2 separate regions of the Mus musculus genome follow, and region 2 is linked to region 1. Evidence: chromatin loops called from intact Hi-C (ENCODE). Cell type or tissue: left cerebral cortex. All regions are shown on one strand. Links, peaks and the distances in the headings refer to the core of each region. The heading gives the core; the rest is flanking DNA.

The links. Peaks named below come from ENCODE experiments on the same cell type or tissue, not always from the same donor. Only the 100,000 strongest peaks of a DNase experiment are listed, where the experiment ranks them.
Region 2: it touches region 1 in a loop (2.7-fold over the local background); 2 of 42 quality-filtered maps call a loop at or near these places.

What each region holds. Positions count from the first base shown.
Region 1 is chr1:59,098,219-59,101,130 of GRCm38, reverse strand. Tmem237 (transmembrane protein 237) reads left to right here. Exons shown (of 13, transcript NM_001037812.3): 13 at 1-547. Among named protein-coding and RNA genes, the nearest start is that of C2cd6, 4.8 kb to the right of the region's middle. In left cerebral cortex, for the core only: no CTCF peak of the experiment used is centred there; a DNase peak (open chromatin) is centred at 1,166; H3K27ac peaks cover 201 bases.
Region 2 is chr1:59,169,241-59,172,152 of GRCm38, reverse strand. Als2 (alsin Rho guanine nucleotide exchange factor) reads left to right here. Exons shown (of 34, transcript NM_028717.6): 28 at 1,594-1,716; 29 at 2,140-2,316. Among named protein-coding and RNA genes, the nearest start is that of Mpp4, 9.1 kb to the right of the region's middle. In left cerebral cortex, for the core only: a CTCF peak has its summit at 1,609 (motif pointing right); a DNase peak (open chromatin) is centred at 1,763.

The sequences.
Region 1 (2,912 bases), core at 130-2,629:
CTTCCCTGCAGTGGCGCCTGCGCTCCCCACTCGTGTTTTTAAGTGTATTTTTATAAGATACATGTATTTACAATTGAGCTTTTGTTACATAATGCTGAAATGCTACTGGAGATTATGAAAAATGTTTCAATTTTATCTGGTCCTTATACCAAACTAACATCTTTATTATTATCACCTTAGTGATACAGGAGATAATGAGCTAAAAAAAAATAAAAATAAAATAAAAAAAAGCAGGTGATCTGTTTGTTTCCTGTTCTCTCAAATTTGCTAAATTTATAATTATTATCTAAAAAGCACCAATGTAGAAAAGCCTTAACTTCAGTGTTATAAAATATACATCAAGTTAAAATGTAAATTTAGAAAATGGGGAAGATGGGAAAATGTTTTCATTTTATATTTTTGATGTCTTATTGAACATACTGAAGTATATAATTTGTGTTTTCTGAATCTGCTAGCTTTGTGTATCATGTAATAATTATGTCGTCATTTGAATTGAAAGATGCTTTATAGCTAATAAAACAGAAATACATCTCTTTGACAAGCTTTATTAACTGAAGGTTTTTCCTTTTTAAAGTCTGCGCCAGTTATTTTCCTCTCTGGTCCTATAGGAACCTCATCAGAGTCTATAGGGAGCGTTAGGAGAATGTGTCACAGCTCCTATAAGCTAGGATGTGGGTGGCGGAAGCAGGGGATCAGGAGCTCAGTGCCACCCTCAGCAAGTTTGAGTCCAGCCTGAGTGACCTGAGAGCCCATTTCAGAAACCAAAAGCAGCACAACAAACTCAGACACAGCAAAAGAAAAGCCGGACCATGAGCCTGCTCAGACTTGACTTTGGACTCATCTCTGGAGAGTCTCTGTGCTGACTTTTACAGTTGATATGATCGATTTCAAACCTGGGGTTTTAGTCTAGGAGGCAAGGGCTCTACCACTGAGCCACCTCCTTAGTCCTTCTGTTTCTGCTAGTTTGCTGAGGAAGGGGGTTGGGCTGTAGTCCAGACTGACTTTAAACTCCTTCCCGATCTTCCTTCCCCAGCCTCTTGAATGCTGAGATTGAGGGGTTCTTCTCGGGAGTCACAGGAAACGTGAGTGGAAGGTCACCTTCATTTGCACACTCTCTGTCAGATAACTCTAGGTTTCTGGGAAATTCCACTCTTGGGCTGGGTTCTGCATGGAAAAAAGCTGTCTTAACACATTTCAAATGGTTCTTCAGCTGGTGTCTGTGAGCCCCAACAGCTTAAGTCAGTGTGAAGACCTGCTAGAAGAGAAGGTGACTCAAAGGCTGTTGGACACATCCCTGAAACTACTGGGCCTCCCAGATCAGCACACAACTGAATGATGTATAGAAGATGAGTGACAGTTTGGCAATTGAGGTGGCTGTTCTTGAGGATTTGGTCTATGCCAGCAGCATGCTAGAAATACCCTTTACGATCTGTCAAGCCAGCGTCGCCGAATGGGTATTCACTTGTGTTGTAGAATTGTAACTACATGCACTTCTGGCGTTCCTGCCAGTGTGAGTCCTCACTGATTAGCAGTGATCCCCATGTCGGCAGCAGCTGGGAGTGTACTTCATCGTCTGCTTCGCAGCAACTGCAGAGATGTTGAGCTGAGGCCTGTCATATCTGAATATGTCATCAAGGAGTGGGGAAAGGTGCTGTCAGGGTGGGGGTGTTGCTGGCTAAGTCATGGCCCCTCTCATTCCTGGAGTCCATGAGGACTTTTCACAGCAAAAGTGGCTTTGCAGATGTGAGTAGGGATACGAGCTTTGAAATGGGGAAAGTATCCTTCATTGCGCGTGGCTCAGCATAGCCAGGGGATGTTTTCTAAAGGACTAAACCCTTTTCAGTTCCACCAAAGAGCTGTTGGTCAGTTGTGATATTTCTGCTTAGAAAGGTGGAGGGGCCTTTAGTGACCTGAAAGGCTGTGAACAGACTCTTATACAACAGACATAGAATTCAGGAATTCTATCAAGGATGAACAAGGAAGCAGTCTTCCAGAAAGCAGTACTGTCTTGGTGGTACTTTGATTTGGACTCAGTTATATCTGTACCAGACTTGAAATACAGACGAGTAAGGTAGCAGCTTTGTATTAACTAAGTGTCTAGGTTTGCTCCTAACAGCATAGAGAATGCAGCCTTACATTGCAGCTGGAGAAAGCTGTCTATGTTAATAACGTAATAACTGACACTGGAAGAATGGCCTTTGAATTCAGGTCTGAGAGTATGACTTAGATTTCACATTCCTTGATGTACTCCAGCAAGGACACAATCCCCGAACCTGCAAATCCTTCACCTGCAACAACACAACAGTGCATGTCAAAAATTCTTTTGACCATGATGTTTAGGAAAGTTCATTGCAAAAGCCTCATTGATTAATTCAAGGCAAATTGCTAAGACTGTAGATGGCAATATCAGACCCGTCAAATTGGAATCTTTGAGGATGGAGCGTAGGTTTATGGGAGCAGGGAAAAGGGAGGACGAGGCTCCTAATCTACTTAGATCTGGAAATGGAAGGATCTTGGAAAGGTTTGTAGGTAAAGTCAGATGTGAGCATTGTAAAATGGATGATTTCCTTCTAGAGATGAGTACCAAAATAGCAGAAAGGCAAGTAAGCTTAGCACTGTAAAAAAAAAAAAATCATCATAGTCTTCATCATCATCATTGTCGTTGTCATCATCATCATCATCAGTGTGTATAAATGATGAGGAAGGGGTTTTGTGCTATACACTAAATGGGGAGGTCAAAGGACAACTTTGTGTAGTTGGCTCCCTCCTTCCTCATGTATATGGGTTCTGGGTAGCCGTGTGCAAGGATGTTTATCTGCTAAGCCAGCTCAGCTCAGCATTTAAAAAATAAAAGAAGTTTTATTTTTATTGATATGAGTGTCCATGCCACATGTGGGTGGGTGCCCGTGCAG
Region 2 (2,912 bases), core at 262-2,761, 71 kb before region 1:
ACAGTAAACATATGGTGGGCCCCAGCAACATCCCAGAAGTCAAAGATAAACGCCTAGGGCACTGGTTTCAACTTCCGTGCTGCAACCCTTTAATACAGTTCCTTCCTCAGGTTGTGGTGGCCTCCTCCCCCGTAACATTCCTTTGCTGCTACTTCCTAACTGTCACTTGCTACTGTTAGGAGTGTAGCATAACTATCTGATGTGCAACCCCTGCTCCACAGGTTGACGACCACTTCTCTAGAACTCACGTCAAGGCATGGAGAAAAGCAAACCTAGGGAGTAGTCAGAAATTTAGTCCATTATCATTTGAAGAACTAACTTTCAGCAGCAAGTCTGCATTTTAGAGAAGATTTCTGAAATTTATATCTCTGTAGTTCAGTTGGGGTTATATTCTGGTTTGAGTTTCTGATTAGAGTTGATGCAAGTTGACTTCGGGTAGAGAATTCCTTAGTCAGATGAGCCCCTGCTTGGGGGATTTTGGAACTGTCACTCAGTCACTCCGTTCCCATTCTGTAGGAAGCACCACACATTCAGTCCGTTCTGCTTTTCACATGCTCACTTTTAGTTTGGGAACATTGTATGTCATTACTTTTATGTATTTTCACAGAACATTTTCACATTATACAGTACAATTTGTCATAACTGAAAGAGAAGTTCTTTAAGCTGGACAGTGGTGTTGTACACCTTTAATCCCAGCACTCAGGAGGCAGGGGCAGGTGAATTTCTGAGTTCAAGGCCAGCCTGGTCTACAAAGTGAGTTCCAGGACAGCCAGGGCTACACAGAGAAACCCTGTCTTGGGGGGGGGGGGGGAGAAAAGAAAAGAAAAGAACTTTAACGTAGATGCTACTCAGATCACAGTGCAGTGTGCATGAATGTGTTTCTCTCTGCGGATAACCAGAAACGTATTACTTTATTACTTTACTCTTCCCATACACATTTTGCTTTAAATCCCTGGGGTGGTAAACAGTTGTTTCTAGGAAGACAAAAAGAAAGTTTTAAGAACCGTCAATTACAAAACGCATTCAGTCCGTTCTGCTTTTTATGTGCTTTCTTTTAGTTTGGAAACATTGTATGTCATCATTTTCATGTATTCTCTTATTTTTTTACTTATTTTTTAAATTTACACTCTAGATTTTATTCTCCCCCCACCCCCGGTCCACCCTCCAACTGTTCCACATCTCATACCTCCTCCCCACCCACTTGTCTTGACTAGGATGTCCTCACTGCCCATCCCCCCACCCCACCAGACCTCTAAACCCCCTGGGGCCTCCAGTCTCTTGAGGGTTAGGTGCATCTTCTCTGACTAAACCCAGACCCAGCAGTCCTCTGCTGTATATGTTTTGGGGGCCTCATATCAGCTGGTGTGTGCTGCCTGGTTGGTGGTCCAGTGTTTGAGAGATCTCAGGGGTCCTGATCCTCCTATAGGGTTGCCCTTCTCCTCAGCTTCTTCCAGCCTTTCCCTAATTCAACCACAGGGGTCAGCAGCTTCTGCCCATAGGTCGGGTGCTAATATTTGCTTCTGACTCTTTCAACTGCCTTTGGGTCTTCCAGAGGACCTAGAATCTTATGGCTTGTTTTCGATTTTCACTTAGGTTCTTGTTTCCTGAGCTTCCTGAGGAGGGCAGCACAATTCCTCTTTCTGCTCCTCTGCCCACTGGAAGGAGATCCTTCTGTACTGGAAAATCGGATTCCAGATCCGAGTCACCAGAACCAGGGTGAGTTGAGCTGGGTGAGGTAGTGAGGATGTGGTGTGAATGCTGCACGGACTCCCGAAGAACCTCAAAGATGGCTGCTTTCCCCAGGCCCGGTTTCCTCATGTCCTCAGTGGCTGTCTAGCTTCCTCGTGGTACTAGCTGCTGTCAGGGAGGGAGTAGCCACATGTGGTCAGTCAGGAAGGCAGCTGAGCAAAGGCAATTTGTGCCGAGTTAGGTGACCCTGCAAGAGCAGCCTCAAGATGGAATCAAAGCGATTCTCAGTTTGCTTTCTGGTCATCCAAAAGAATTGGCAGTTGGTTCAAGACAGTCAACTCTACCTGTATCAAGCAGCACTCGCAAAACCATCCTGTGAACCTTGCAGTCCATAAGGAAGCGCCATCTCTGACTAGTGTTCTTGTGCCTCCTTCCCACTTCTGTTTGTAGTTATGTAGTAACAAGTTCTGGCTTACTGCTTCCGGTGCTGCTGCCACGGCTCTACCCACCTCTCTTCATGCTCTATGCCCTGGATAATGACCGAGAGGAAGACATTTACTGGGAATGTGTGCTTCGACTAAACAAGCAGCCAGATATTGCTCTCTTGGGCTTCCTTGGAGTACAGAAGTAGGTACTGTGGTTGTGAGCAGAACCAAAAGTTTGAATTGAAAATTCCTTCAGCACTGCCAAGAATTTATTGGCATCTACTTGTGTGTATGTGCGTGTGGTTTCTCAGCTTGCTCATCTGCCCTGTCAGCACAGATTAATGATCTTCATTTCTGAGAGGGTCCAAAGGTGGTTATGAAGTTCCTTTATATCTGAACATGGGTTTTTACATAATCATATAAAAACTAAATGGCTCGTCTTAGCTAATAAAGATGTGTAATTTATACTCCCATTCCTTAGAAAAAGTTAATTGCTTTAAATCTTTGGTGTTCCTTCCCTTTTATCCGTCCCACGTCATTTGCAATTGAAAGTGTTAGACTTAAACATTTTCATATTATCTCAGGCATGGGTTCTCCTTCCAGGGATGGTTATCATCCTTTCTCTAGAGTGGTGATAGAGCTGATTCCAGTCCACTTAAGAGCCATATATTCACGCTATCAAAAAAGTGTATACATTTTTGTTGGGAAGTTATTTTTTCAATGGAATAATTTAGTAATAAAAATGTGATAAATGTGTAAATGAAGGACCTACTCTGGACTGTAGTGTGCAGTTATTGG